Regions from separate parts of the Homo sapiens genome. Here region 2 is linked to region 1. A link is an interaction called in ENCODE POLR2A ChIA-PET data of the cell type or tissue named here. Cell type or tissue: PC-9. All regions are shown on one strand. Links, peaks and the distances in the headings refer to the core of each region. The heading gives the core; the rest is flanking DNA. Region 1 overlaps ZFAND3 (zinc finger AN1-type containing 3). Region 2 overlaps ZFAND3-DT (ZFAND3 divergent transcript).

Region 1 (16,068 bases), core at 3,615-11,614:
TTGTCTGCTTTATGCCAATACCTCTTTTGATTACATAAACTTTATAATAATTCTTGAAATCAGGTAGTGTTAATCCTTCAACTTTATTTTCAGAGTTGTTTTGGCTATTCTAGGCCCTTTTTATTTCAATATGAGTTTTAGCATCAGTTTGTCAGTTTCTCCCAAAAATCCTGCTGGATTTGTGGTTGGGATTGCTGTGAATGTGTAGATTAACGGGAAAATTTACATCTTAACAATGTTGAGTCTTTCAATCTATGATAGAAGTGATCTCTCTTTAGGCCTTCTTTAATTTCTCTCAGCAAAATTTCATATTTTTTGTTGTATAGGTCTTTCACATGTTTTGTCAGATTTATCTCTAAGAAGTTAATATTGTTGATGCTACTTTAAAGGGTATTTAACCTTTGAAAATAGTATGTGATGGTTCATATATTGATTTTGTATCTGTAAACTTGGTAAACTTATTAGTTATAGTAACTTTATTATTTATTCATTGGGTTTTCTATAAAGATGTATTAGTCCATTTTCACACTGCTGTAAAGATACTACCAGAGGCCAGGCGTGGTGGCTCATGCCTGTATTCCCAGCACTTTGGGAGGCCAAGGTAGGTGGGTCAGTTGAGGTCAGGAGTTTGAGACCAGACTGACCAACATGGTGAAACCCTGTCTCTACCAAAAAAAGACAAAAATTATCTGGGAATGGTGGCACACACCTATAGTCCCAGCTACTTGGGAGGCTGAGGTGGAAGAATCACTTGAGCCCCGGAAGTAGAGGTTGCAGTGAGCCGAGATTGCGCCACTGCACTCCAGCCTGTGTAACAGAGTGAGACACTGTCTCCAAAAAAAAAAAAAAAAAAAAAAGATACTACCCGAGACTGGGTAATTTATAAACAAAAGAGGTTTAATTGACTCACAGTTCTGCATGAACAGGGAGGCCTCAGGAAACTTACAATAATGGTGGAAGGCAAAGGAGAAGTGAGGCATGTCTTACATGGTGGCAGGTGAGAAAGAGGAAGGGCCACACTTTAACACCATGAGCTCTTGTGAGAGCTCCCTCACTATCATGAGAACAGCATGGGGGAAACCACCCCCATGATCCAGTCACCTTCCACCAGGTCCCTTCCTGGTGGGGACACGTGGGGATTACAATTTTAGATGATATTTGGGTGGGGACACAGAGCCAAACCATATCACCAGACAATCATGATGTTTGTGAATGAAGACAGTTTTACTTCTTTCTCTCCACTTTAGATACCTTTTATGGTCATGTGTCTCTTAATTGTGAGGATGCATTCAGAGAAATGCATTGTTAGGCAATGTCATCATTGTGCTAACATCATAGAGTATACTGCACCAAATACTGTAGGCAATTGTAACACAATGGTAAATATTTTAGTATCTAAACATAAGTAGAAAAGGTATAGTAGAAATATAATCTTATGGGACCCTCATTGTATATGTGGTCTGTCATCGACTGAAATGTTGTGTTACGTCGTATAACTGTATTTCTTTTCTCACATGATTGTACTGGTTAGACTCTTCAGTACTATTTATTTATGTATTTATTTATTTTTGAGACTGAGTCTCGCTCTGTCGCCCAGGCTGGAGTGCAGTAGCACGATCTCAGCTGACTGCAACCTCTGCCTCCCGGGTTCAAGTGATTCTCGTGCGTTAGCCTCCCGAGTAGCTAGGATTACAGGTGCCCACCACTACGCCTGGGTAATTTTTGTATTTTTAGTAGAGACGGGGGTTTCACCATGTTGACCAGGCTGGTCTTGAACTCCTGACCTCAAGTGATCCGCATGCCTCAGCCTCCCAAAGTGCTGGGATTGCTTACGGACATGAGCCACTGCACCCAGCCTACAATGTTGAATAGAGGTGGTGGGAGCAAACGTCCCTTTCTGTTGCTGATCTAAGAGGGCAAGCTTTCAGTCTTTCACCAGTAAGTATGAGATTAGCTATAGGTTTTTCACAGATGCTCTTGATTAGGTTAAGGAAGCCCCCTTTTATTTCTGGTTTGCTGAGTTTTTTGTTTTTTTTTTTTTTCAAATGAAGAATGAATGTTGAATTTTGTAAAATGCTTTTCCTTCCTTCCTTCCTTCCTTCCTTCCTTCCTTCCTTCCTTTCCTTCTTCCTTCCTTTCTCTCCTCTCCTCTCCTCTTCCTTTCTTCCTTTCTTCCGTTCTTCCTTTCTTCCTTTCTTCCTTTCTTCCTTCTCACTCTGTCTCCCAGGCTAGAGTGCAGTGGCTTGATCTCAAGCTCACTGCAACTTCCGCCTCCTGAGTTCAAGTGATTCTCCTGCCTCAGCCTCCTCAGTAGCTGGGATTACAGGTGCCCACCTCTATGGCTGGCTAATTTTCGTATTTTTAGTGGAGACACAGGGTTTCACCATGTTGGTCAGGCCAGTCTCGAACTGAGACTGTGCCTGGCTGTAAAATGTTTTTTCTATGTCTGTTGAGATCATGTTGTTTTTCTCCTTTAATTCATTAATATAGTGAATTAATTACACTGGTTGGGTTTCAAATGTTAAAGCAGTCATACAATTTTGGGATAAATTCCGTTTGGTTGTGATACATTCTATTTTTGGATAAAATTTTGCTTAGAATTTTTGCATCTACATTTCATCATGGATGTTGGTCTGTAGTTTTATCTTGTAATGTCTTTGTCTGGTTTTGTTATTAGAGTACTTCTGAACTCATAGAATGAGTTGGAAAGTATTCCCTTCCTCTTTAATTTTCTGTTAGGGGTTTGTTTAGAGTTGCTGTTGTTTCTTCTTTAAATGTTTGATGAGATTCATGAATGAAGCCATCTACACAGGGAGTTTTCTTTGTCAGAGAGTTTTAACTGCAAATGCAATTTCTTTGATAATGATACACGGTTATTCAGAATATCTATTTCTTCTTGAGTGAGCTTGTCTTTTAGTGCGTTTGTCCATTTCCTCTAACTTGTATTTATGGCATAAAGTTGTTTATAACATTTCATCCGTCTCAGCTCACTGCAACCTCTGCCTCCTGGGTTCAAGTGATTCTCATGCCTCAGCCTCCTGAGTAGCAGGGATTACAGGCGCCGGCCACCACACTGGGCTAATTTTTGTATTTTTAGTAGAGATGGGGTTTTACCATGTTGGCCAGGCTGGCCAGCATTTTATGCTTTTAATATGCATAAAACTGTAGTGAAGACACCTCTCATTTCTGATACTGATAATTTGTGTCTTTTTTTTTTTTCTCTAGTCAGTCTGGCTAGACATTTATCAACTTATTGATAATCTCAAAGACCCCTCTTTTGGGTTTCATGGCTTTTTTCTGTTTCATGAATTCTCACTTTAATCTTTATTTCCTTCCTTCTACTTTGAGTTTAATTTGTTCTTATTTTCTTTCTTAAGGTGGGAACTGAGTTTATTGATTTGAAATCTTTTCTAATAAAGATTTAATGCTAAAATTTTTCACCTCGTTACTGCTTCAGTGGCAGCCTGCAAATTCTGCTGTGGTGGTGTTTTAATATCCATCTCTGCTAATTTCAACACCTCTGTCAGTTCTGAGTTGGTTGTGATTATTCTTTTCATGGTGGGTCAAGTTTTCTTACAACTTTGTGTATTTGATTATCTGTGTTTGGGTGGCAGATACTGTGAGATTTACTTTGTTGGGTGCCATGTATTTCTGTAAATGTACAAATCTTGAGCTTTGTTCGAAGATGCAGTTAAGTTACTTGGAAGCAATTTTGTCTTTTGGAATTGTGCTTTTATGGTGTGTGTGTGTTTAAAAGTGGGTTTGGAGAGGTGCTCAATGTAGAGTTAATTGTTCTCTACTTCCAAGATAAAACCTTCTTGAGTACTCTATGCAATGCTCCTGAATTATGAGTTTTTCCAGTCTGACATTGGGCACAGGCACTATTCCTTGCCCTGTCTATGTGCGTCTCAAGCCCTGTCAAAACAATCCATTACGATGGTTCTTTGCCTGGCATCAGATAGTTTTTTCGTATGCATGTGCTGACCTGTACTTGGCTGAATAATCAGGATCCTCTCCTGATATATAACTCTTCCTTGTGTGTTTTTCTGTTCTGTGAACTCTAGCTGCTTTGTTCTCATCAGGCCTCTTAGCTTATTTCCTCAACTTACCACATCTGCTGAGTAGGACCAGCTATATAATTAGCAGGGCCCAGTGTAAAATGAAAATGTGAGCCTTTGTTAAAAAATTATTTAGTTTCTTAAAATTCTAATTTTAATCAGATCATTAAACCAAGCACTGCACCCTTCGGAGCTGCAGCTGCACAGGTTACATGCCTACCAAGCCAGGGCTACTGCTGTACTCCACTTCATGTTCCCTTCTCTGTTCCATGGCCCAGTAATTCTCTTCAAGGCAATAAGCCAAGACAATTGTAGGGCTGGTCTCCTTTGTTTCCCATCTCTCAGAGGTCACTGTCTTTTTTTTTTTTTTTGCTAGATATCCAGAGTCATGAAAATTGTAATTTTTGTCTGTTTTTATTTGTTTTTGTTTCAGGCAGGAAGAGAAATCCAGTCCCTGTTAACCTGCCTCGCTTGGATGTAGTTGTTTTTAATGTACATTTTGTTTAAGGACCTTGTAGTAGCTGCTTTTGTGTCAGACTAGGCAAAGATTTCCCTATTTGGCCTCTTGGCTTGGTGCCTTGTTTAGAGCTGTTTGGGTAAAATCTCTCTTGTATCATTTGCTGATCTGTTTTCCAATTTGTTTTCCTGGTAACCATCAACTCATTTTCTGAATTGTATCACTTGATTTGAAGCAAGTATTAGCTTCCTGCTTGAAACCACTCTACCCTTATTCTTCTTTCTGCTGCATTTAACTGCAAACTGCAATGGGTGAGGACAATTCTCTTCTTCCACCTCCTGCACAATACATCCCCTTGCAGTACAATTTGATCGGCATTTGTGCAGTAAGGTATTAACAGCTTTTCAGATATGCCCTGCCCTATTAGCAAGAATATACAGTGATACAAAAATGAATTTGTCAAGAGTTTTATGACTTCATGATCTATCGTACAATATTAATCCTGCTGCAGTGTTATTAAGTCATTTTTCATCTCCCCTCAAATTAATGTTGACGTTCTATTACTGGATTTGTTCTTGTCCCCAGATTAAAACATAAAGGAAAAAAGCCTTCCCTGCTGCAATATTAAAATTAATTGTAGGGTAAGCAGTACCTAGCTTGGTGAAGTAGATTCCTGCTGGAAAATTTATAATGGGAATTTATTTCTCTGCTTTCTATTTGTTCTTGTGCACAAAAAAGCACAATTGGAATATACTTCTGAGGGCACCAGGAGAACATAGCAAGGAGCAGGGGGTACATTTAAAGTACTGAGTTTCCTAAAAGGGAAATGAGGAATCAGTGGTCTGAGCCTAAGGCAACCATACCTAGCTGGTAGTTCCAGCCTAGAGGCTGATAGGGATGCTTGTGGTGATAGATGTATAGGTAGAACAATTTTGGCTGACTTAGGATGGTATTTTCTTCATAGGAATAGCGTGTTTCTTGTATTTCAAGACATTTGGGGCACTTAAACAAAAACTACAACATGGTGAGGTCAACAGTTATAAATCACAGTACGACCTTGTTCAGGACTCTGGAATGAGAAGACAGCTGTTATCTTTGTTTCAGATTTGGACTAAGTGATGCTGTTCTGTGAATATTCTCTTTTAAAAATAACTGTTTTCACCCATATTGAAGCCAGGATCATCAGCTTCATGTCTGTGACCACTGTAGTGAGATCTTAGGGTATTGTGATTTTTGGTCATGGTTAGGTAGGTGCTTTAGAATGCTCATTGTTACTGTGGGAGGATCATGGAATTCTCAGTAAGTTTTGTTATAAATTCTAAATTTAAAATTTGTAATATGTAAATATATATGTGTATGTTTTTGATGGGAAACACCAAAATATATAGTGTTTGACTCTGGGTGGTGGCTTGTGGGGAAATAATATTATTTAAAAAATTTTTCCTTGTAGAAGGTCAACATGAGTTGTGTAAACCGAAGAGTGTCTGAGATAAGTCTCAATTTAGGAAGTTTATTTTGCCAGGGTTAAGGATGCACCTGTTACAAAGCCTTGGAAGGTCCTAATGCCATGTGCCCAACGTGGTCAGGGCACACACAGCTTGGTTTTATATATTTTAAGGAGACATGATACATCAGTCAGTACATGTAAGATTTACAGTGGTTCAGTTTGGACAACTCAAAGTGGGGAGAGGGCTTCTGGGTCATAAGCAGGTAAATGACAGTTTCATTCTTTTGAGTTTCTGATTAAGGTTTCACAGAATACGCCATTTACAAGGATAGTCATTTATGCCTTAGTCTGGCTTAGTGAAACAATAGGGCAAAGGAAGCAATCAGATGTGCGTTTGTCTCATGTGAGCAGAGGGACAACTTTGAGTTCTGTCTTCTGTCTGTCCTTTGTCCACAAGGAATTTCCTTGTGGGCAAATGGTGAGGGAGGTATGTAGCTTTTTTTTTTTTTAATCTTTGTATGTATCTTATTTAGGGATAGAATAAGAGTCAGGTTTGCCATATGCAGTTCCCAGCTTGACTTTTTCCTTTGGCTTAGTGATTTTGGGGTCCCGAGATATATTTTCCTTTCACAGTTGTGCAATAAAAATGTAGCCAATTATATATATTTTTATATTTGTAAATGACATAAGCAGTGGAGCAGCCTTCTAGAGGGTGAAAGATGATGCAAATATAGTCATGTGTAACAATGTTTGCATCAAGGGCAGACCACATATGCAACAGTGGTCCCATAAAATTATAGAGGAACTGAAAAAACTCCTATTGCCTAGTGACGTGGTAGCCATCCTAACACAATACATTACACATGTGTTTACGATGATGCTTGTGTAAGTATATCTACTGTGCTGCCAGTTGTATAAAAGTATAGCCAGTACAATTATGTACACCACATAGTGCTTGATAATGACAAGAAATGACTATGTTACTGGTTTATGTATTTATTATGCTATCTATCCTTAGAGTATGGTATTTATTTTTTTAAAAAGTTAACTGTAAAGTAGCCTCAGGCAACTCCTTCGGGAGGTATTCCAGAAGAAGGCAGTGTTGTCACTGGAGATGATAGCTCTATACCTGTTACTACCCCTGAAGACCTTCCAGTAGGAAAAAATCCTTGTGGAGGTGGAAGACAGTGATGCTGATGATCCTTACCCTGTGTTGACTTAGGCTAATGTATGTGTTTGTGTTGCAGTTTTTAACAAAAAGTTTAAAAAGTAAAACAAAAAATAAAAATGTTTTAAAATAGACAAAAGCATATAGAATAAGGATATAAAGAAAATATTTTTGTACAGCTGTACATTGTGTTTGTGTTATAAGCTAAATGTTAATACAAAAGAGTCCAAGGTTTTAAAAATTCAGAAGTTTTATAATATAAAAGTTACAGTGAGCTAAGTTTAGAAGTAGAAGGAAAAAATATTTTAAACAATAAATTTGGTGTACCATGTGTACCGTTTATAAACCCCACAGTAATGTGCTAGGCCTTCACATTTACTGACCATTCACTTACCCAGAGCACCTTCCAGTCCTGTAAGCTGCCTGCATGGTAAGTGTCCTATACAGGTGTACCAGTTTTTATCTTTTTTTTTTTTTTTTTTTTTTTTTTTTTTGAGATGGAGTTTTGCTCTTGTTGCCTAGGCTGGAGTGCAATGGTGTGACCTCAGCTCACTGCAACCACTGCCTCCCGGGTTCAAGCTATTCTCCTCCTGCCTCAGCCTCCCAGGTAGCTGGGATTACAGGCATGAACCACCACACCCGGCTAATTTTGTATTTTTAGTAGAGATGGAGTTCCTCCATGTTGGTCAGGCTGGTCTTGAACTCCCGACCTCAGGTGATCCACCCGCCTTGACCTCCCAAAGTGCTGGGATTACAGGCGTGAGCCACCCCCCACCCCTGGCCCCATTTTTTATCTTTTATATGGTGTTTTTACTCTGCCTTTTCTGTTTTCAGATATGTTTAGATTCACAAATACCTTTGTTTTATAATTGCCCACAGTATTCAGTACAGTAACATGCTTATACAGGTTTGTAGTCCAAGAGCTATAGGCTATACCATATAGCCTAAGTGTGTAGTAGGCTATACCATCTAGGTTTGTGGAAGTTCACTCTATGATGTTCACACAACAATGAAATTGCATTTTTCAAAAGATAACCCCATTGTTCAGCAACACGTGACTTACTTTGGGCAGTGCAATGAAAAAAGCTGAAGGATAATTATTTATTTCATGATTGCATCATCCTTCACTGTAGGTGATTCCATCATTTTTCTTTTTTGGGTTATAGTCTTTTTGAAAGCACAGTTGGATATAATTGATGAGTAGTGGTAAACTATCTGGATGATGAAATGTTAACATGTTTCAAGATATAGGAAAAATAAGATCGCTAAACTTCCATAATGTGTCTTATATTTATAAAGTGAGTCTATTGGACCAATATGGTAATTGCAAGATAGAGCATGAAATTTCTTGCAGTGACTCAAAAGTATAAAGGTCATGAAATGCCAATTCTTACAATTAGTTAGAACTGCTGAGAAAGAAACTAAAACAAAAATTGAGTCAGATGAACTAAGTGTTAAGAGCTTTAAAGGTAAAACTGTCCAGGTTTCCCGTTGTACATATGAGAAGAGGGAGTATATTATCAGTGGCAGAGCCATGGGTTGGAATGGGGGCTCAGATGTGCAGTCTTAGCTTTCACATTCCCTCAGGTGGTACTAGAAAGCAAACTAAAAATTTGAACAACAGTCACTCCCTTGTGAGTTCCTCTATAGTTGATGGTAGGATGTGAAGATGGTACTTTCTGAAAACATTTAAATTGTATATGATTACATAATTTGAACAAAGCAGTGTATCAGTGCTAAAAGCTAGTTGGCAGAAACTTTTGTCTTAAAAGTGATTTATTTAAAACTTCTACTGAAGCCCAGTGGACTTCTACATTCCAGCATCCAGGTGTCCAGTACTCTCATCTATAAGAGTGAGCTACTCGTCTAGAGGCTAAGGCAAGTTTCAGCTAGATCCAGCTAAGCTGGTCTGAACTAGTGGAATGAGCCAGTTGTAGCTGTTGTCATTGCATCTCCCTTTTGAGACTATGGAAGCCTAGGACTTAGTCTGTTAATTATCAGAGAGGTCATTGCTGTATGTGTTACGTGTTCATGGGGCTACTGCAGCAGTTATACTTTTTTCAGCAGTCTCAAAAAGTTGAATGTGAAAAATGTCTGAAAAAATTAAAAAGGGATGTTTTATTTCTAATTGTTCAATGATATAAGACTTCCAGTACTTTAGTTTTAGTTTCTCTCAGTCTTTAGTTTATTAAATAAAGATCTATAAACTAGGCAATGAGTGTTTATTGAGCATCAGGTATGTAAGGCACTAGAGGAATGTGATACTCAAGGGAATTCTTTTATAAAATAAAATTTCAGCTGGGTGTAGTGGCATGTGCCTGTAGTCACGGCTTCTTAGGAGGCTGAGATAGGAGGATCACTTGTGTCCAGGAGTTTGAGGCCAGCCTGGGCAACGTAGCAAAATAAAAATAAAATAAAACAAACATTTCTTTGTAATGAAATAACTCAGTTTAACAAATACTGATACATTAAGAACCTAGGCTCATGGCTGTAATCCAAGCACTTTGGGAGGCTGAGGCGGGCAGATAGCTTGAGCCCAGGGATTCGAGACCAGCCTGGGCAACATGGTGAAACCCTGTCTACACACACACATGCGCCTGGTGGCACGTGCTTGTGGTTCCACACACACACACACACACACACACACACCCCCACACACGCCTGGTGGCACGTGCTTGTGGTTCCAGCTACTCAGGAGACTGAGGTGGAAGGATTGCTTGAGCCCAGGAGGTTGAGGCTGCGGTGAACCAAGATTGTGTCACTGCTCTCCAGTGTGGTGACACAGTGAGACCCTGTCTCCAAAAAAAAATAACAATAAGTAAAGTTTAGGTTGGTGTTATTACTTAAGGTTCACAGTGCCACCAACATACAAAGCACATGTAGTTGAAAAGTAAAAAGAGGAATAGATAAAGGAGAATTAAGTTAGAAGAGGTAGATGAGACAGGAGAGGCAGATGTTTGTCAAATTGTGAAGCTATGTGGAATTTGCTTTTATTATTCTAGTCTCTTTTTATGCCTGAAATATTTTGTAATCTCAGATCTATCCATCCATCTAACAAGTCTTTATCAAGCACCTCCTGTGCTAAAAGCATTTTGTTGCTGTCCCAAGACTGAAACAGATAACCAGCTCTCTCAGGGACATTTGTATTTTAAAAGGAAAACACAAAAGTAGACATTGTCTGCAGATACGTTTGATTTGGCCTGCAGTGTTTTCAAAGTAGGGGAGATGTCACATAAATTCTGAGTTTGGGTTCTCTTTACAAAATATAATTTTTTTTTTCTTTTTACATTTCTTTGTGGCTCTGGTTGGCAGGAGTTGAGTAGATATTGCCCATTAGACTGGCAGGTATCCTTGAGTTTGCCAGTCTAAACTACTGCCTGTTGTCCTGAGCCTAGCTTACTTTACTCACTTACATTACCTGCCTTATCCTTTAGACATTTGAGTTTGTGGTCTGTTAAGTGACTGAGCTCTCATGGGATTCACCAGCTGTTACCTAGGTGAGTATTTGAATGGATTTTTGGGGTGGTGGCAGTGGTTGCATGTTATAGGCACCAGAAATTATGTTCAGTAAGCCACTACCAGTACCTGCTGTGCAAAGAAACATCTTCCTTGGGGAGTGAAGAACTAACCACCAGTTTTCTTGTGACATTTGTTGGTTTTTTTATCCTTAGTTTAGTGGATAAAAATAAGCGTTTAATTAGTGAAAACCCGACTACCTCCCAACCCCGTCTGTCCAGCTTTATGTTGACCTGGCTTTTAAAATCATTTATGTATTTATTTTCGCATTTTCGCAGTTCATTTAGTCTTCTTTCTCTATTTAGGAAAGTTTAATCATTATAGCAAAGGATGAGTCTCTGAAGAAGGGAGGATTGTTATATTATTTAACTATCCATACTTAACCAGGAAGGAGCATATTTTCCCCTCATTAAGAAGCCTAAGTATTAAAAAGCAATTAATACTTTATTAAAACCACAGTTACACCAACCTAATAAGTGACAACTATGTCAGTGGAAAAAAAAAATCTAGAATGTTTACTAAATGTTCCAGGCACAGGGAATACAAAGATAAGTAAGACATGGACTCATTCAGATAGCCCACAACTTATCAGTGTCAAAATTTACATTTCCTGAATATAGGGCAATGATTTATCTCTGAGAATTAATAGCCTTGAAAATATTTAAGAATATTTAGGCTGGAGTGGGACTTTACTTTGAATCAGATTGTGTTACCTGCTGTAAAGTGTGAAATTTAATCCCAGTTCTAGAAAACATTATAAACTCAGAACAAAGGAGTGGAGTTAGAAGTGAGTGGCCAGTGGAACTCTCAGCATGAGAGAAATTCATTTTTGTGATCTGATGAGTCAGAGGTTGCGGGTGGTGATGTTCAGAGGAATACATTTCTAGATTTTGGAAAAAATGATTCAGTTTTGAATTTGCTCAAGAAGTCCTCCTAGTAACAATATCTAGCATTTCTTTCAATTGGTGAGTATTAACCAAAAATGTTTACAATCAAATAAGAAGTTAGTAGTAGGCATAGAATTCATTTTATAGAAACTTTAGACCCTGGAGTGAATTATTCTGATAAAGATGATGATACCTATAATTGTGTGTGTTAGTGGGACTATAAATCTGAATCTATAAATCTAAAAATGTAGTAGGCATCTCAGTGAAGTGATTGTACCCTTTCAAATGGTTGTTCCAACTCACCTGCAGAACCTTTGTAAACTTTAAATACCCTGGCCCTGCCCCAGACTTAGTGACTCTAAATCTTAACCCCTGTGTAAGCACTGCTGTTCTGCCACAGAATTTCTGAGATCATTTGCTAGCACTTTGTTGAATCAGGATGGAGAGAGGGGAGAGGAGCAGGAGCCAGATACTCAGGTTGGGGTGACATGCCAATTCTCCTCACTGGAAAGTGGCACAGATGTAGTGACCCTCGGTCATGGTTTGTTTGGTCTCAGCTGCCCTTTCTTTAGAAAGTTGCATTATTACTGTTGGACATGCCTTCAAAATGAAATATCCTCTTTAAAATAAGCTCTTTTGAATAGATTTAGTATTTTCCGGGAATAAATTCTGAGTTTCTCAGGCAAGTCCAGAACTAAACTAATTACTTGCATATTCTTACTCTTACAGAAGCATGCTTTAAAAACTGCTGGTTAAAGTTATTGCAGTTAGAAGGAAATATTGTGTGAATTAAATTTTTTAAAAAAAGTTTTTAATGCTTCCTTAGAAGAAAATATTAATTTTGCCAATAAGTAGAAAAAACTGGAAGCAAAGTTCCTATAGTAACGTTATCTTTGCCTTTACACAGCTGCATTATTATTACCCCATTGGCCTGTGTGATTAATGCTTTTTCCTCACAACTGTGGAAGCACATAGGATTCTTTCTGTATCACTGCATATGAACTTCAATGCTGCTTTCCTAGTAAGCTGTGTAAATATGTGGTCTCAATATGTATCTCCAGTTTGACCTTTATGCTTTTACTCCTGCCAAACTTTGTCCTTGCTGTGGTATCTCACTACATCTATTGCAAACTTTTCCTCATCTGCCAGAAATGTCATTGCTCTAAAAATTTTTATTTTGTCTTTGTATCTCGCAATTCCTGACATTATGCATTATTTTCCCCCATGTAGTTCAAGCTGTTCATTTTCTCTCAGTAAAGCTTCTGTTTATAAGCTTACTGTTTTTTGTTGTTTTGCAAAATTAAAATATATTGCTTCCTAAATGCTTATTTGGCTCCCTGTCTTTGAAGCCAGCCTCATTCTGAGTTAAAACAAATATCTTACATTGATTTGTCTTCATAGTTCTTCTGGTTCCTCTTGTTCCTGTTGGTTATTTAAGGATGTGGCCTTAACTTAGATTCTTAGCTCCTCCTTTCCTCCCTCCTTCCAACATTATTGAATATTTGCTCTATGTTAGGGACTCTTTTGGTCTCCAGAAATAGAGCAGAGAGCAGCTTCCTGAGTGGTGTGCTTGTTCGCATGTTTTTTTAAGGGTCTAGTTTTATTCATTCCACAAATATTTAGCTGAATTTTTTTTTTTTGAGACAGAGTCTTGCTCTGTCACCCAGGCTGGAGTGCAGTGGTGCGGTCTCAGCTCACTGCAATTTCCACTCCCGGTTTCAAGCAATTCTCCTCCCTCAGCCTTCCCAGTAGTAGCTGGGATTACAGGCACCTGCCACCATGCCTGGCTAATTTTTTGTATTTTTAGTAGAGACAGGGTTTTGCCATATTGGCCAGGCGGGCCTCAAACTCCTGACCTAAGGTGACCTGCCTGCCTTGACCTCCCACAGTGCTGGGATTATAGGCATGAGCCACCATGCCCAGCCTAGCTGAACATTTAAGGTATACCAGGTACTATCCTAGCATAGGGATATAGCAGAAAATAAAACTGGCAAAGTCTCTATCTTAAAATACCTTGGTTTGGGTGGCTAAAACAATAAATTTATTCCTCATAATACTACTGAAGGCTGGGAAGTCCAAGATTACATGCTGGCTATTGTTGGGTTCCTGGTGAAGACCCTCTCCTTGGTTTACAGACACCTTCTTGCTGTGTCCACATGGCAGAGAGAGAGAGAAAGAGATCAGCTCTCTTGTTTCTTTTTATAAGGGCACTGATCCCATTCGTAAGAACTCTACCTTCATGACCTAAATAGCCCCACAAGTCACCACTTTCTAATACCATACATTGAGGAATAGGCTTTAACATACGAATTTTGGGGGGACACAAACATTCAGTCCGTAGCAATAGATAAAGAGCAAGCCACATAAGTTATCTGGGGAAAGAGTGTTAGGCAGAGGTGACACCAATTGCAAGGGCCATGAAACTGGGAGTGTTCCAAGATGGGTTCAGGAACAGCCAAGAAGCCAGTGTTGGCTGGCACGGTAGTTTTTGTGATTTTAGTTTTTGTGATTTTATTTGCATTTAAATCTGGAATCCATCTGGATGTTAATGAAATGAAATGCTGTTTCTAGAAGAAGGTTGTTGAAGTAATACTCTAGAAAGTTAGGATGCAGAGCCAGAGGCACAGTGCTCACCTGATCTGGGACATGGAGCAGTTTTCTCGAAGAGTTTCAAGAAAAGATACCATAACGGAGACGAGCCTTGTCTCATGCTTCTTATATTTATCCTCTGGGAGGATTTCGTTGGCTGTTACTGGTATAGCCCAGGACAGTGGTTCTCTAACTTTAGGGCTGAATCAGCATCATCTGGAGGGCTTGTTAAACTATAGACTGTTAACTAAGTAAGTCCCACCTCCAGAATTTGACTCTCTAGGTCTGGGTAAGAGCTGGAGAATTTTCGTTTTTAGTAAGTTTTCAGGTGATGGTGATAGTCCTGGACAATACTTTGAGAATCACTGGCCTAGGGGTTCTGAGCTTAAGCTCTGGAATGAGAGTTTTGCATTCAAATTTCTGTTCTGGTATTTACTAGGCTATGATTTGGGGTACTTTTGTGTGTATATTCCCCCTCCCCTCAAGCCACAGTTTGCTTTCTTTGAACCCAGGGTATGTACTTCCTAGAGCCACTGTGAAGACTAAAGAGAAATACTGTATTTGAAATAGCACATAATTGAAACCTGGCAAGTGCTCCTAATAAATATGAGTTGCTGGTGCTTTTACTGAGCTCTCTTTTTGGTTAGAGTGTGTCTGACCCAGTGCTGCTCAATAAAAATATGTAACATAATTTTAAAACTTCTAGTAGCCATATAAGCAAAATCAAAACAAGGCAAAATAAATGAATAATTTTAACACAACATACATGAAATATTTTAAAATATAATCAGTATAAAAGTATTAAGGTTTTAAAATATTATTTTCTTTATACTAAATCACTTAATTTGGTGTGTCTTTTGTACTTAAGCACGTTTCAGTTCAGACCAGTCACATTTTAAGTGCTTAATAGCCACATGTGGCCAATGACAGCTGTTTCACATGGTACCAGTTTAACCAGCACTCTTCCTCACCCTTTCCTCTTGGCCACCTCCATTACAGATTCTTAGTCTAATTAGTTATAGACGTGGAAGTAAGCTTGTTTTAGTTAATGCACAAAGAATGACCCCAGGCATGGCAGGCATCCTTGACAGGCTTTTCTGTCTCTTAAAAGTTCAGTCAGGGATAAGAGTTTGTCTTTGTGGGAGTCAGTTTTCACTAAGGATGTCATGTCACTTATAACCCAATGTCCTTTGAAAGATCTCTTTTTTTAAGTTCTGTGGGTTTGAATATTTCCCACTGGAGGAGGGTCTCTGGAAACCTCAGGAGTCTAAGGAATAACTCCGCCTGATTCTTAAAAGCTAGTCACGTGTGCTAACATTGGTTTCCAGAACTCAGCGTCTTGACTCATTGGACAGGCATTTTCCCTCTGTGTGTCTGTGGAGACTGTTGTGAAGGAGGATCCCCTTAGGATTTGTGATTATTTTTATTTTATTAATTTAATTTAATTTTTTTCATTTTTAAAATTTATTTTATTATTTATTATTTACTTTATTTTCTTTGAGACCTAGTTTCACTCTGTCACCCAGACTGGGGTGCAGTGGTGCAATCTTGGCTCACTGCAACTTTTGCCCCCCAGGTTCAAGTGATTCTCCTGCCTCATCCTCCCGAGTAGCTGGGATTACAGGCGCCTGCCACTACACCTGGCTAATTTTTGTATTTTTAGTAGAAATGGGGTTTTACCATGTTGGCCAGGCTGGTTACGAACTGCTGACCTCAGGTGAGCCACCTGTCTTGGCCTCCCAAAGTGCTGGGGTTGTTGCAATTTTAATAAACAGGGAAATTTCACTTGCCCCTGTGTTTCTGCACAGTAGCATATTTCAAAGGCTTGTGGTGTACTTTTGTCTTCAGTTAAGTATTCATTTAGCAAATATCCGAGTACCCACTGTGTGTCTGTCAGTTTTCTTACGCTTTTACAGACCCTATTTTGGAGTTTCATATTTTTCAGT
Region 2 (16,068 bases), core at 3,279-11,278, 170 kb before region 1:
CCCTCCTTGAACCCATCCACTTTGGCTGCTTTTCTGTCCCAGGTAGGATTTAGAATTTGTGATCCTCACTGGGCCTAGAGTGCAATCACGTGCAATCACGTGCAATCATAGGATCAAGAAGGAACCTAGGAGAGACCCCCTCCAATGACAGAGAATGGCCAATACCTTTGAGTGCCTGCTCTGTGTTCTAAGAACAGGCAACACTCTAACCTATAGAGATAGAAATCAGAATGGTGATAGCTTTTGTGAGGGGCTGGCTTCTTGGGTGCTGGAAATGTTCACTATCTTTTTTTTTTTTTTAGACGGAGTTTTACTCTGTCACTCAGGCTGGAGTGCAGTGGCAGGATCTTGGCTCATGGCAACCTCCACCTCCTGGGTTCAAGCGATTCTCCTGCCTCAGCCTCCTGAGTAGCTGGGATTACAGGCGCCTGCCACCAGGCCCGGCTAATTTTTGTATTTTTTAGTAAAGATGAGATTTCAACATGTTGGCCAGGGTGGTTTCGAACTCCTGACCTCAGGTGATCCACCTGCCTCAACCTCCCAAAGTGCTGGGATTACAGGCATGAGCCACCGCGCCCAGCCGGAAATGTTCACCATCTTGACCTGGGTGGTGGTTATACAGAGGTGTGGTCTCTGTGTGTTTCTGTATATAAGTCAAGCTGTACATTTTAGACGTGCACTTTTTTGTATGTGTTAGGTTGGTGCAAAAGTAATTGCGGTTTTGACATTGCATATAATGGCAAAAACTGCAATTACTTTTGCACTGACCTAATACATTATACTTTAATAAAAGCAAACAAAAATTGGCTGGGCATGGTGGCTCACACCCGTAGTCCCAGTGCTTTGGGAGGCCAAGGTGGAGGATTGCTTGAGGCCAGGAGTTTGAGGCCAGCTTGGCAACATAGCAAGGGCCTGTATCTAAAAAAAAATTAAAAAATTAGCCAGTCATAGTGGTACATGCCAGGAGTCCTAGCTACTCAAGAGGCTAAGGTGGGAGGATCCCCTGAGCTCAGGAGTTTGAGGGAACAGTGAGCCACGCACTTCAGTCTGCAACAAAGCAAGATTTGTCTCTAAAACAACAACGACAGCAAAAACCCAAACAAAAAATAAGGAACAACAGGAATGACTTTATAAAGTTACAGAATGGTGCAACCCTCACCACAATCTTTTGCCCATTTGGCCTCATTTCTTTTCACACCCCCAGTCACTGGTAACCACAAATGTACTTTCTGCCTCTATGGATTTGTCTCTTCTGGACATTTCATACAAACAGAATCATACAATATGTGGTCTTTCACTAAGCATAGTGTTTTTGAGGTTCATTCATGTTCTAACATGTATCTGTGCTTTTTCTCCTTTTTCTTTTTTCTTTTGAGGCAGGGTCTCACTCTGTTGCCCAGGCTGGAGTGCAGTGGCATGATCTCAGCTCATTGAAGACTCCACCTCCTGGGCTCAAGTGATCCTCCTACCTCAGCCTCCCAAGTAGCAGCAACTACAGGTTCGTGCCACCATGCCCAGCTAATTTTTGTATTTTTTGTAGAGATGAGATCTCCCTGTGTTGCCCAGGCTGGTCTTGAACTTCTGGGCTCAAGCGATCTGCCTGCCTCAGCCTGGCAAAATGCTGGGACCACAGGCGTGAGCCATTGCACCCAGACTTTTGTCCTTTTTATTGCTGAATAGTGTTCCAATGTATGGCTATACAATTCACACGTTAATGAATATTTCAGTTTTTTCCACTTTGGGATATTATGAATAACACTGATATGAACACTTGTGTTCAAGTCTTTGTGTAGAATATATTTTCATATCTCTTGGGGGGTAGATACATAGGAGTGGAATTGCTGGCTGGTATAGTAAACTTATGTTTACTCTATCAAGAAACTGCCAAATGATTTTCCAAAGTATCTGTACCATTTTATATTCCTATCATTTTACATTCCACGTGAAGTTTCCTACCATTTTACATTCTAGATGAGGGTTCCAGTTTTTCCATATCTTCACCAAGACCTGTTACTGTATGTCTTTTTGGTAACAGTCATTCCAGTGGATGTGAAGTGATATCTCACTGTAGTTTTGATCTGCATTTCTATAATGGCTAATGATGTTGAACATCTTTTCATGTGCCTAATAGCTATTTATATACCTTGTTTGGTGAATTATCAATTCAAATGTTTTGTCTGTTTTGTTTTGTTTTTTAGGCAAGGTCTCACTCTGTTACCCAGGCTGGAGTGCAGTGGTATGATCACAGTTCATGGTAGGCTTGGCTTCCCAGTTTCAAATGATTCTCCCATCTCAGCTTCCCAAGTAGCTGGGACTACAGGTGCATGCCACCATGCTTGGCTAATTTTTTTGATTTTTAGCAGAGACAATATCTCACTATGTGGTCCTGGCTGATCTCGAAATCCTGAGCTCGAGCAATGCTCTCACTTCAGCCTCCCAAAGTATTGTGATTGCAGGCATGAACAACTGTGCCCGTCCCTTTTGTCCATTTTTAATTGTTGTCTTTTTATTATTGAGTTTCAAGTGTGTGTGTGTGTGTGTGTGTGTGTGTGTGTGTGTGTGTGTGTACTTCTTGGATAAGTTTCTCCCAGTCTCTGGCTTGTCTTTTCATTTTTTGGATGGCATCTTTTGAAGCATGAGTTTTTATGGACTTCTTTTCTTTTTTGCTTATTTATTGATGTATTTATTTAGAGGCAGAGTGTTGCTCTGCTGCCCAGACTGGAGTGCAATAATGCAATCATAGCCCACTGTGGCCTCCATCACTGTGTCAGCTGGACTTTTTAAAAATGAAACCAAAATAAACTGCTGTTGTGCTTAAGCCACTGTTTTTTGGGGTGTCTGTTATAAGCAGAAAATAACTCATGCAAGGCTGTTTTTCATGCACCAGTTCCCGTGGGCCATGCAATATGTACAGTATGGAGCATGAACAAGAAAGTGCAAAATTCTAAGAGGAATATTGGGAAATAAACCTTCTTTGGGTATTTGGCATTTGAGTTTGGAGATGAGTCAGGAAGTTTTCTTAGGCAACTCATCTGTCAGTTGTCTTCAGGTTGCTGATACTCACTCAGTCTGGCCAAACTAGGTCCCTTCAAGTTTTCAAAACAAATTCTATCAGTCTCTGTATTTTTTGGGAAAAAATTGAGGGGTGGATTCTAAACAATTTCATAGGGAAAGAACTCCCACCGCACAGCACACAGCTTCATAAGCCTCTATAAAATTAGACTGCTCTCCCTCAGAGTTCTGAGTGGGCTACCAACCTGGGAAACTGTCCTCACTCCCCTAAGCCTATGTCTTTTCCTGGGTCCCTTTTCTTGGATCTCTCTCAGGGAAACTTTCATTGTATTTATTTATTATTTATTTTATTTTATTTTCATTTTTTCTTTATTGAGATGGAGTCTCACTCTGTCACCCAGGCTGGAGTGCAGTGGTGCGATCTCAGCTCAACTGCAGCCTCTGCTCCCCAGGTTCAAGTGATTCTCCTGCCTCAGCCTCCCAAGTAGCTGGGATTACAGGCGCCCACCACCATGCCCAGCTAATTTTTGTATTTTTAGTAGAGATGGGGTTTCACTATGTTGGCCAGGCTGGTCTCGAACTCCTGACCTCAAATGATCCACCTGCCTCGGCCTCCCAAAGTGCTAGGATTACAGTCGTGAACCACCACGCCCAGCCTACTTATTTATTTTGGAGACAGGGTCTCACTTTGTCACCCAGGCTGGAGTGCATGGCAACATCATGACTCACTGCAGCCTTGACCTACTAGGCTCAAGGGATCCTCCCACCTCAGCCTCCTGAGTAGGTGGGACCACAACTGGAACCAGAGGTATGCACCACACTCAGCTAATTCTTTATTTTATTCATTAATTTTTTTGTAGAGATGAGGACTCACTATATTGCCCAGGCTGGTCTTGAACTCCTGGGCTCAGGCAATTCTCACGCCTTAGCCTCCCAAAGTGCTGGGATTACAGGTGTGAGCCACTGCACCCAGCCCAGGGATTTTACTTGTAGAGCTTATCAGTTAGTCCCAGCTGCTGCCACCAACCTTGTGCCAGCCTGCCCGTCACAGACCAGGTCCCACCCCATGGGTAATAAATCACTTCGTTCTGGCCACGCAGCTATCCAGTGTGGGTGAGGCATCTTCCACCTGCCAGCCTTTCTGATATTTGAGGAAGCTCTCAGATTCCAGAGCATCTTTTCTTCCACTTTCCAAACACATCTTTACTTGAATGCCAGCCATGTACCATGCTCTGTGCCAGGTGTTTTAACTATATAGTGTCATTTAGTCCTCAAAGAGCCTTTACTACCAGTGACTGCATTGCACAAGGAAGGTAACCAAGGTTCTGAGGGGTTGAATAGTTCTCCCTACATCCCACAGGGAGTAGAGGATCCAGCTGGGGTGTCCATGCTGCTATCTTCTCTTGGCCACTGCATATTGACCACATCTGGTGGCCCAGTCTTTACACTTAACTCTCCTTGTCACTTCTCATTCTCCTTGTAAGCTCCCCTGGAACACTCAGCTCAGAGTCCACTGACCTCAAGACTTTCTACTCCACAGCCTAGAAACTTCCTGAGGCTCAGACTATGTCCCCGTGATTAGAAGAGAAGCCCCATAAAGGTAGGCCCAGTGGTGCTTTCTTTCTCTAAATTCCTCTCAGCACCTGGCAAGGTTTTTCTTTTCATTTTGAACTCCTACTGAGATGAAACATTCATACAGAAAAGTGTACGAACCATACCTACACAGCTCAATGAATTCACACAAACTTAATGCACCCATGTAACTAGCACCAGGTCAAGAAATACAATATTACCGACTGGATGCAGAATTGCTGGAGCCCAGGAGTTCAAGCCTGAGCAACATAGTGAGATCTCATCTCTAAAAGAAATTTTAAAATTAGCCTGACATAGTAGTCCATGCCTGTGGTCCCAGCTACTCGGGAGGCTGAGGTAGGAGGATCACTTGAGCTAGGGCATTCAAGGCTGCAGTGAGCCGTGATTGCACCATTGCACTCCCGCCTGGGTGACAGAAAATATTACCAATTACTAGCCCCCCACAAGTCCCTCCAGTGTCCCCTTCCAGTCATTCCCTGCCCCTTGCAAGGCTAACCATTCTCCTAACTCTTGATATCATAGATTAGTTCTGCCTGTTTTTGAACTTGATATAAATGAAATCGTGTAGTAGGTATTCTTTTCTGTCTGGCTTCTTTTGCTCAACATTAATTTTATGCAAATCACTCCTATTGTTGTGTGTAGCTGTAGTTTGTTGGTTCATTCTCATTGAGAAGATTTAGGAGAGGATGAAAATTAAATATCATGTACTGTGGAATAAGAGACATGGTCTTGAAACCGGGCTCTGCCACTTACGAATTGAGTGTTGGACAGCTCATTTAGCCTCACAAACTTTGGTTTCTCATCTGTAGCATAAAGAAGATAAAATTTCTTTTGAGTGGCACTTGTAAGATTTATATTAACTACAATAACCAAAGTGTATAAAGCACCTACTAAGTTACTCCATGTGGAAAGCATTTAAAAAACAGAAGCATTATTAATTATTAAGGACTTATTTGCTCAATGATCTCTGAGAAGGAAATTGAACGCAATAGTTTTGAATTCTCAATGTTCATGTTTCCCCCGTATGTGCGTGCGCATGCACATATATAAACACATCTAGCTTCACACCTGTGTACTCACACCTGTGTGTACACACTCCTCCTGTACATGTGTATACACGCACACCCTCCCACCAGCATGAGCAGTATGTGGATTTTTTCTTCCAGCAGCCCTTTCAAGAACATACACCAGATGGGATTGGGTCTGCTACATGACTGAGCAGCCCCCACATCAGAAAGTCATCATCATTGAATCCATCATGTGGTGCAGCCTTGGCAAGGGCACAGCTCCTCGTCCTGCCCAATGGGCCGTGGAGGAATGCCTCCTCCTCCAGAGCAGAGAGCAGATATGGGCAGGCAGTTGCCAGGCAGTTGAGCCGGGAGAACAGATGGCAGCTGCACAGCCTCCTTCTAGCCCAGTTTCCTGGCTGCCGGGGAAGGAGTTGCAGGCGGCAAGGATCCTGCAGAAACCGCCCTCCCTATAACAGGCCATCTTGCCCTCTATCCTCTTACTGGGCTTTGGAGGTCCCAATCCTGCCCTGGTTCACCACCTGTGTGGCTTACCAAGCTGTGCAACTTGGGGCAGGATGAATATCCTGAGTGCTGGTACTAGAACTCTAATTCTCTAATCTCAGTTATAACCTCAAGTCTGCTCCTTTACTCCTAATCAGAAGACAACTAGCCTTACCTGATTAATCATGACCTTAGGAAGAAACCCCTGGATAATTTTAGCAAATATCACATCTCTCAAATCTACACACACACATTGTCTCCAGGTATAGGAGACACTGTAGATGCCAGTCTGGTCCGTATCCCTCAGCCCTTACCACTTCAGTGATCCCACCAAATTCCAATGGCCCGTCTCTGCATGTCTTTGCCTGAGGGTTTTCTCTGAAACCAGAGAAGCCTGTTTTGCCTGCAAAGGCAGGCTGAAGTGCAATGATCTATGTCAACTATTGATGGAAGTGGGTATATAAAACTCAGTGTGCCACCTCCCCCGACTCCTCAGATGGGATGGCTTTAATGTGAGGTTTTGCACAGTCACTCCCAATGATAACTGGCTCGATGATACACCCTTTATTGGCCACCTTGCCATCCCCAGCTGTGTTCTCTGTACCCCTCAATCCTTATCTCAGGCTCAGCTTCTGGGGAAACCCAAACGAACACACCAATCTTTTTTTTTTTTTTTGAGACTGAGTCTCGCTCTGTTGCCCAGGCTGGAGTGCAGTGGCGCGATCTTGGCTCACCGCAAGCTCTGCCTCCCAGGTTCATGCCACTCTCCTGCCTCAGCCTGCCGAGTAGCTGGGACTATAGGCACCTGCCACCACGCCCGGCTAAGTTTTCTTAGTACAGGTGGGGTTTCACCGTGTTAGCCAGGATGGTCTTGATCTCCTGACCTCGTGATCCACCCACCTGGGCCCCCCAAAGTGCTAGGATTACAGGCGTGAGCCACCGCGCCTGGCAATGAATACACCAGTCTTAACCTTTCGACTTCATCCTGTACATCTGAGCTTCTTTCCAGGTCATAAGCCTTTCCTTGAGCCACTAATTCTGTCTGGCATTCCAAATGTCTACTCCTGACTCTCAAGCCCAACCTCCCCAACTCTGGCTCCTTCCCTAATTTCACCCTAATAATGAATTCTAACCGTTTTATCCTAAAACTCTCTTTTTCACAAACAGCCTTGGTTCTTCTCCTCGAGTCAGTTCTTGGAGTCCATCCCAGCCACACATGGTGCATTCACCCCTAGAAATGATCTGTACAAACAAGCAAGGGACTTGATAAAAAACTTCAGGCCAGTCTCTGGGATCTCAGAGTTACATGGCAGCCTGGCTGTGGCTTCTGGCTGCTTTTTTAAAACCTCTAGACAAGAACGGGGAAGGCTGGGGCACGTGTCCTGGATGGTTCACCCCAGGGAGCTCAGGGCTGGCATCAAGCCTGATGGGCTGGGCCAATTCATGAAGTTCTTGGCCATTTATTGGTCTCTAAGCTGAGCCCGCTTGAGATGAGGTGGGATGGGGCAGGCTGTGGGGGCAAGATTTCTCTCAGCTGCCTGCTCCCCAATCCCTGCAATATCCTGTCTTTCCCCCTTTAATTTTCTCCTTTTCTTTTTTGCCTTTAAGCAACAAATAGAGGACTTAAAAAAGAGTGCCCATGTAGGCAATTCAAACATTAGCCAAGGTTAATTCACATATTTCAACTGCATTTTAGATATCTTGAAAATCAAAATTCCGAAACCATCATTCTCAGCAAACTATCGCAAGGACAAAAAACCAAACACCTCATGTTCTCACTCATAGGTGGGAATTGAACAATGAGAACACATGGACACAGGAAGGGGAACATCACACACTGGGGACTATTCTGGGGTGGGGGGAGGAGGGAGGGATAGCATTAGGTGATATACCTAATGTAAATGACGAATTAATGGGTGCAGCACACCAACATGGCACATGTATACATATGTAACAAACCTGCACGTTGTGCACATGTACCCTAAAACTTAAAGTATAATAATAATAATAATAATAATAATAAAGAAAATCAAAATTCCTAGATACAATTAAGAGACAAATGACAGAGAAAGAATTTGCAGTGCATATGACAATGAGTTAATATTCTTAAAACCAACATTAATGGCTGGGCGCAGTGGCTCATGCCTGTAATCCCAGCACTTTGGGAGGCCGAGGTGGGCGGATCACTTGAGGTCAGGAGTTCAAGACCAGCCTGGCCAACATGGTGAAACCCGTCTCTACAAAAAGTAAAAAAGTTAGCCAGGTGTGGTGGCAGGCGCCTGTAATCCCAGCTACTGAGGAGGCTGAGGCAGGAGAATCGCTTGAACCCAGGAGGCGGAGGTTGCAGTGAGCCAAGATCGTGCCATTGCACTCCAGCCTGGGCGATAAGAGCAAAACTCTGTCTCAAAAAATAAAATAAAATAAAATAAAATAAAATAAAATAAAATAAAATAAACCAACATTAATATCTTAAGCTAAATAAGAAAAAAAAAAGCTCCTGTAGAAAAACGGACAAAGGACATAAACAGATAATGCCATATAAAAGTAAATTCAAATTCAAATGGTATATTTATATACATTAAAAAACCCAGACCTCATTAATAACTCCCAAAATGCAAATTAAAACATCTATTATGTGCCATTTTTTACCTTTGCATTGGCAATGATTAAAGAGAATGATGATATCTCCAGGCTACGGAGGTATGGGGAAATCTGCTTTCTCATTCACTATTGGAGGGAGTGTAAATTGGTATGAGCTTTCTGGAGGGAAGTTTGGCCATATACAATGAACGTTAAGTGGCATTGAAATTCTTTTTTTTTTTTTTTTTTGAGACGGAGTCTTGCTCTGTCACCCAGGCTGGAGTGCAGTGGTGCAATCTCGGCTCACTGCCACCTCCACCTCCCGAGTTCAAGCGATTCTCCTGCCTCAGCCTCCCGGATAGCTGGGACTATGGGAATGTGCCACCATTCTTGGCTAATTTTTTGTATTTTTGGTACAGACAGAGTTTCACTGTGTTAGCCAGGATGGTCTCCATCTCCTGACCTCATGATCCGCCCACCTCGGCCTCCCAAAGTGCTGGGATTACAGGCATGAGCCACTGCGCCCAACCAGCCTTCCATTTTTTTTTGAGATGGAGTTTCGCTCTTGTTGCCCAGGCTGGAGTGCAATGACCTGATCTCGCTTCACCACAACCTCCACCTCCTGTGTTCAAGCAATTCTCCTGTCTCAGCCTCCCAAGTAGCTGGGATTTACAGGCACTTGCCACCATGCCTAGCTAATTTTTACATTTTTAGTAGAGACGGGGTTTCACCATGTTGGCTAGGCTGATCTCGAACTCCTGACCTCAGATGATCTGCCCGTCTTGGCCTCCCAAAGTGCTGGGATTACAGGCATGAAACACCGTGCCCGGCCTGAAATTCTTTTCCTAAAAAATTTATCTAAGACATTAATAGGACAAATGGACAAAGATGTTCATTGTAAAATTGTTTATAAAAGTGGAAAGCTCACGCCTGTAATCCCAGCACTTTGGGAGGCTGAGGCGGTCGTATCACGAGGTCGGGAGATCGAGACTATCCTGGCTAACACAGTGAAACCTCGTCTGTATGAAAAATACAAAAAATTAGCTGGGCATGGTGGCGGGCACCTGTAGTCCCAGCTACTCGGGAGGCTGAGGCAGGAGAATGGTGTGAACCCGTGAGGCAGAGCTTGCTGTGAGCCAAGATCGTGCCACTGCACTTCAGCTTGGGCGACAGAGCAAGACTTGTCTCAAAAAAAAAAAAAAAAAAAAACAGTGTGTGGCATTCCCCTGTCCCCCAATTCTCTCTTGTTCTTGCTTTCACCATGTAAAGTACCTGATCTTGCTTCACTTTCTGCCATAAGTAAAAGCCCCTTGAGGTCTCCCCAGAAGCTGAGCAGATGCTGATGCTATGCTTCCTATGCAGGCTGCAGAACCATGAGCCAATTAAATATCTTTTCTTTTATGAATTACCTGGTCTCGGGCATTTCTTTATAGCAATGCAACAACGGCCTAATACAGTGCTCAGTAAGTGTCTTTTGAATGAATAAATGAAAGCAAATGAATCAATGAGAGAAATGAATCAAGAGGAGATTCTTTAAATAATTCACCCATACAATAGTCAGTAGCCATTAAAAAGAAACAAATAATAATAACAATAGCACGTGTTTATGGAGCTTTTTTTTTTTTTTTTTTTTTTTTTTGAGACAGAGTCTCCCTCTGTGGCCCAGGCTGGAGTGCAGTGGTGCAATCTCAGCTCACTGCAACCTCTGCCTCCCAGGTTCAGGCGATTCTCCTGCTTCAGCCTCCCAAGTAGCTGGGATTACAGGTGTGCGCCACCATGCCTGGCTAATTTTTGTATTTTTAGTAGAGACAGGGTTTCACCACGTTGGCCAGGCTGGTCTAGAAATCCTGACCTCAAGTGATCTGCCTGCCTAGGCCTCCCAAAGTGCTGGGATTACAGGTGTGAGCCACCATGCCCGGCCTGAGCTTGTACTACACACTACATACTACGCTAAGATTTCCTCACAGATTATATACTTTAATCATCACAATAAACCTATGAAATAGGTAGATACTACTAGGGATGGTCAGGATTTTCTCATGGAACATAATGAAACTCAATTTAAATTGTGCAGGTAAAAGAAGGAATTTATTGGCCCATGTAACTGAAAAGTCCAGAGGGTAGCTCTGGCGTCAGACTTAGTTGGATTGAAGGACTTAGACAACGTTGTGATGATTTAGTCTCTCTCTCTCCAACTCTCTTCTTTCCCTTCTGTGGGCTCGATTCCCCAGGCAGCCTCACTACAGATGGTAGGTCCTTCAGCAGCTCCAGGCTTACATGGTCTTTGGGACACTTGATCTCAGAAGACAAAGCTCACAAGTCACCCTAGGGAGGGCCCTGCCTTTCCCTGAGCCAATCCCAATTCCTGTGTCCAGAAGGATAGGGCTCCCTGACGAAACCAGTGAGTGTGTGCACCCCTGAAGAGCAGGGAGAAGTAGGCAGATAAAAACCACAGCTCATTACAAATGCCTCCTTTACAGATGAGGAAACTAAGACACAGACCAGCTAAGTAACTTCCCTCAAGTCTCTGAGCTAGTAGGTGGCAGAGCCCACATTTGAACTTAGGCAGCCTGACTTTTGAACTTAGGCAGCCTGAGTTTGGAGCCCATGATTTTAGTGTGATAGTTAATGTTACATGTCAACTTGACTGGGCTGCACAGTACCCAGATATTTGGTTAAATATTATTATGGGTGCATCTTTGAGGTTGAGATTAACATTTGCTACAGTCTGAATACTTGTGTCCCCCAACACACATAGTCCCCAGTTTATATGTTGAACTCCTAATCCCCATGGTGATGGCATTAGGAGGTACAGCCCTTTAGAAGATGATTAGATAATAAAGGCACAGTCCTCATGAATGGCATTAGTGTCCAAGGGAGCTCATTTGCCCCTTCTACCATATGAAGACATGGCAAGAAAGTACCATCTATGAACCAGAAAGTGGGCTCTCATCAGATCAAATCTGCCAGTGGCTTGATCTTGGACTTCCCAACCTCCAAAACTGTGAGGAATAAATTCTTGTTGTTCATAAGCTGCCCACTTTATGGTTTTTTTTTTTTTTTTTTTTTTTTTGAGATGGAGTCTCACTCTGTCGCCCAGGCTGGAGTGCAGTGGCGCAATCTTGGCTCACTGCAAGCTCCGCCTCCTGGGTTCACGCCATTCTCCTGCCTCAGCCTCCCGAGTAGCTGGGACCACAGGCGCCTGCCACCACGCTAGGCTAATTTTTTGTATTTTTAGTAGAGACGGGGTTTCACTGTGTTAGCCAGGATGGTCTTGATCTCCTGACCTCGTGATCTGCCCACCTCAGCCTCCCAAAGTGCTGGGATTACAGGCGTGAGCCACCGCGCCTGGCCCTTATGGTATTTTGTTATAGCAGTTTGAATGAATTAAAACAAAATGGTAGACTGAGTAAAGTAGATTGCCCTCCCCAAGATGGGCAGGCCTATTGAAGGCCTGAACAGAAGAAAAGGCTAAGCAAGAAAGAATTTGCTGTCTGCCTGAAAGCCTTTGAGTTGGGACATCCATCTTCTCCTGCTTCCGAATCAGACTAGAACTTACACCATGGATTCTCCTGGTTCCCAGGCCTTTACACTGCAAATCTTGGGACTTCTCTGCCTCCATAATTGTGTAAACCAATTCCTTATAATAAATCTCATATATAATTTCCCATTGGTTCTGTTTCTTTAGAGAACCCTAACTAAAAGACTATACTGCAGAACTATATATGGAAGATGTACGTGACTTATTTCAAAGTTAAAAAAAAATCAGCTAGAGTATACTATGTGTTACATGATTCCATTTATATGACCATACACAAATGAAAAGCCTAGACGGCTATATACCAACTGTTAGCAAAGGGTATCTCTAGAGGACGATGGTATTAGGGAGGACTTCTGCTTTCTCATTGTTTGAATTTCTTTTTCCCCACAAAGGTCAAGTATTTCTAGGAAAAACAATTATTTCCATTCTTGAAAATAAATTTAAAAGTCAGCAAAATCAAATTTCACACCAAGATGGGTGTGAGCAGCAGGGAAATCAGCAATTGCTTCATGAACGTGAGGAACATGGGACGTGAAATGGCAGCATTTTCTCCCCTCCTCCCTTTCTCCCCGTCGCACTCTTCATTTTATTTAATTCATTTTTAGTTTCCTGAGACAGGCTGGAGATGGTATGCTTGGTTGCCCTTCTTTTCCCTTGGCTCTGAGAGTTTATCCATGCCAACTGGACCATAAGTGACTAAAAGAATCAACTGCACATCAGAAAACTCAAGGGCCAGAAGGAACCTTAGAGAGGATCTCGTTCAATGCCTTTTGAAAAAAAATTTCTCATCCCCTTGGAAAGCCAAATTCAAATGAAAGAGGAGAGCAAAACTCAGAATTCTTGCTCTCTGAGAACATAGCGTAAAAGCCACTCGTCTAATCTAACCATATTGTTTTGCAGAGGGGTCACTCGTCTAATCTAACCATATTGTTTTGCAGAGGGGTCTCAGGTCTTCCACTGTAGGCCAACTGTACCTCACATTCCTGAGTCTACATAGGTGACTTGGAGTGCATGTATTCTGGACTTTCAGAGGCTTAGTAGTCCCTGAATTAGGCAACAAGAAATGTGACTGGGCAGGGTCTCTGCCTCCTGCTCTGGTCACAGATGCCCCACTTTCTCTTTCCTGGCAGCCCAAGGCCTTGGATCCAACCTGGATTATTGAAATTGGCTCTCATTCTCTCCAGAGGTCCAGGATGTTATAGGGTTCTCTGCTCTCATTCGTCAGTCAGGGTCAAGGGACCCAAGAAAAAGGAGCTAGGGAAAATAACTCAGTGGCAAGGCAAAGAGCCTTTGTTAAGCTCATAAAACTAGAGTTGGGAACTGAGATTAAATTTTACAGATAATATTAGGATTAGAATTAAATCTAGAGTTTGGATTGGACATTGGGGCTAATACTAGGTTAGGATGGATTATAATGATGACAAGTTTTGAACTGAGAGTGAGTTTCAAGGGTAGGGATTAGAATTAGAGTGGAGGATCATCTGCTTTCTCTCAGGTCTCTACAAGTCCCTTCTTTTTGGTAAAGTCTTCCAGGGCTAAGTAGGTCTTTTGAATTCTTACCAAGAAGGCAGCCATTGTTTGCTCCTGACCTTGAATCATACCAGGCTCTTTTCTATACACCCTCAGTTCCTACTTCAAAAGCTCTGGCTGCTGAAGAATTAATATTATCCTTTACTAGACCCCACTGAGCACGTAGATGGCTCCTTTTGGGCCAATGGTGATTGCAAACTACTCCCAGGAGTCACATCACAGGTTCATCTGGAACATAATACACGACAGAAAATAGTCAAGACAATTACGACAAAAGCACTCTGCCAATTACCCCCACACTTTGCTCCCCTAATTTGATGATGCCCTGAAATTTTATGTCCTCTCTGAGCTTTCAGTCAACTAAGTGGGCTTGTTATAGGAATTGGATCAAGGGCTCTATAGATAGAGACACTGGGAACTAAGAGTAAAGAGTTATCTGGCTAGGAACGTCATAAGCAGCAGCTAAATACTGTCTCATCTCATACAACTTCAGTGTGACAAAAAAGCTGGCAGCCTTGTGATGAATGAGGTCAGAAAAAAAAAAAAGCAGAGAGCTTCAATGTCTTCTAGGGAGGGTGGGTTGGTAACTAAGACATTCCCCCAGGATTGTCTAACTATGACTCCAATCCATTTGTGGGTCTCACATTGACTAACAAATTATTGTGCTTTTATTCATACAACATTTATTGAACGCCTCCCAAATGCACCTTGAGTATTGTGTATATCACAGTAAACAAAACAGACATGATTTTTGGAGAGGAGACTCACAAATACATATTTAAACTATGATAGGTACTATAAAGAAAAAGAGTGCCATGTAAGATAATAATGGGGCCACCAAATTTTGATTGGGGCTTGGGTCAGGGATGACTTCTTTGAAGGAGTTCCATTTAAATTCAGGTCTGAATTTGTTTAAGTAGGAGTCAGTCTGTTGAAAATCCTTAACATGTCAATTGTTCTTTATGCTTTTGAAGTTCAGCTGCAATTTACTCCTTTATGGTCTGTGGTGGACATTTTTTGGAATCTTTGCCAAGTACATAACTTTGAGAACATAGCCTACAAAGATGGGGTTCTGGCAGCCATGTCTGCTTTACAAAACAAAAAGACCTGACTACATAACTGCCCTGTTGGTCAAAGGTGATTGTACCAAGAGTACACAAGCGGACATAAATCGAACCAATCAGTTTCTTTCTCCTGGGGATTGGGATTCATAGATACTAATTAGTCTCTGTTTGTTCTTGAAGTGAGGCTGGGTAAACCTGGATTACGTTCCCAAAAAAGCAGTGAAAACAGCTCTGCCGAGATTATAAAGCAGCTTTGTAGAGAGAAGCAGAGATGGAAGAACCTGTAACCAGAGAGAAAAAGATATCGAAAAAAACCAAACACTTGGCTTCCTGTTGATGTATTAGGTACCTATTTCAGTCCTTCATGCGATCTTACTGCTCTCTGTGTCCTTGGGTTGTATAAGATTATCTCCTTGTGTTGTGTGTATACATATAAAGAGAAAAGGCAGCTGAAGCAGTCAGGAACAGGAGGACAAAGGAATGGAGATGTGGGAAAGCAAGGTATTTGAGGAATGGCAACTAGTGTCTGCTTCGCAGAGTGAATAGAGAAGAGTAGAAAATGAAGTCTGAGAGGAAGACTGGAACCAAATTATCTACATTATATGTAGGGACCTGCTGGTGAATGCTACATTTTATTAATCCTTTTAGTCTCCAGAGTGCTTAGCAAAGTCCTTGTGTATACTGGGTACTGAATAAATGTTTGTTGAATAACTGGCAAACAGGAAAGCAGTTTGGAAAATGACAATCACTTTTTATGTTGAATTCTCCTTTTAGTTGTCGAGTTTCCTTTTCTGTACATAAAAGAAAATCATCAAGATGCCAAGAGAGATAATCCCACTTAATCTTTGTTAAACTCAAAGGCTGTTAAGTATCTCACGCATGTGGGAATTTTATGTCGGCTTAAATGAAGATTTAAGGGTAATATGAATCCAATGAGAGCAAGGTGTGCTGTATGGCTTTATCCTTTCTATGCATTTTTTCTTTCTTTCTTTCTTTTTTTGAGACAGAGTTTCGCTCTCGCTCTTGTTGCCCAGGCTGGAGTGCAATGGCATGATCTCGGCTCACTGCAACACCCGCCCTCCGGGTTCAAGCGATTCTCCTGCCTCAGCCTCCCAAGTAGCTGGGATTACACGCGTGCCACCATGCCCGGCTAAGTTTTTGTATTTTTTTTTTAACTAGCGACGGGGTTTCACCATGTTAGCCAAGCTGGTCTCGAACTCCTGACCTCAGGTGATCC

What was found. ChIA-PET counts read pairs that join two places held together with the same protein. Peaks named below come from ENCODE experiments on the same cell type or tissue, not always from the same donor. Only the 100,000 strongest peaks of a DNase experiment are listed, where the experiment ranks them.
Region 2: POLR2A ChIA-PET joins it to region 1 with 5 read pairs; 7 of 35 experiments call an interaction of 5 or more read pairs at or near these places.

The regions. Positions count from the first base shown.
Region 1 is chr6:37,975,750-37,991,817 of GRCh38, forward strand. The region is part of intron 2 of ZFAND3 (zinc finger AN1-type containing 3); the gene reads left to right. Among named protein-coding and RNA genes, the nearest start is that of ZFAND3, 160 kb to the left of the region's middle. In PC-9, for the core only: no CTCF peak of the experiment used is centred there; no DNase peak of the experiment used is centred there; H3K27ac peaks cover 421 bases.
Region 2 is chr6:37,801,887-37,817,954 of GRCh38, forward strand. It overlaps ZFAND3-DT (ZFAND3 divergent transcript), which reads right to left. Exons shown (of 2, transcript XR_007059569.1): 2 at 14,428-16,068. Among named protein-coding and RNA genes, the nearest start is that of ZFAND3-DT, 9.5 kb to the right of the region's middle. RefSeq lists an enhancer at 4,773-4,942 and a cis regulatory region at 4,858. In PC-9, for the core only: no CTCF peak of the experiment used is centred there; DNase peaks (open chromatin) are centred at 3,745 and 6,495.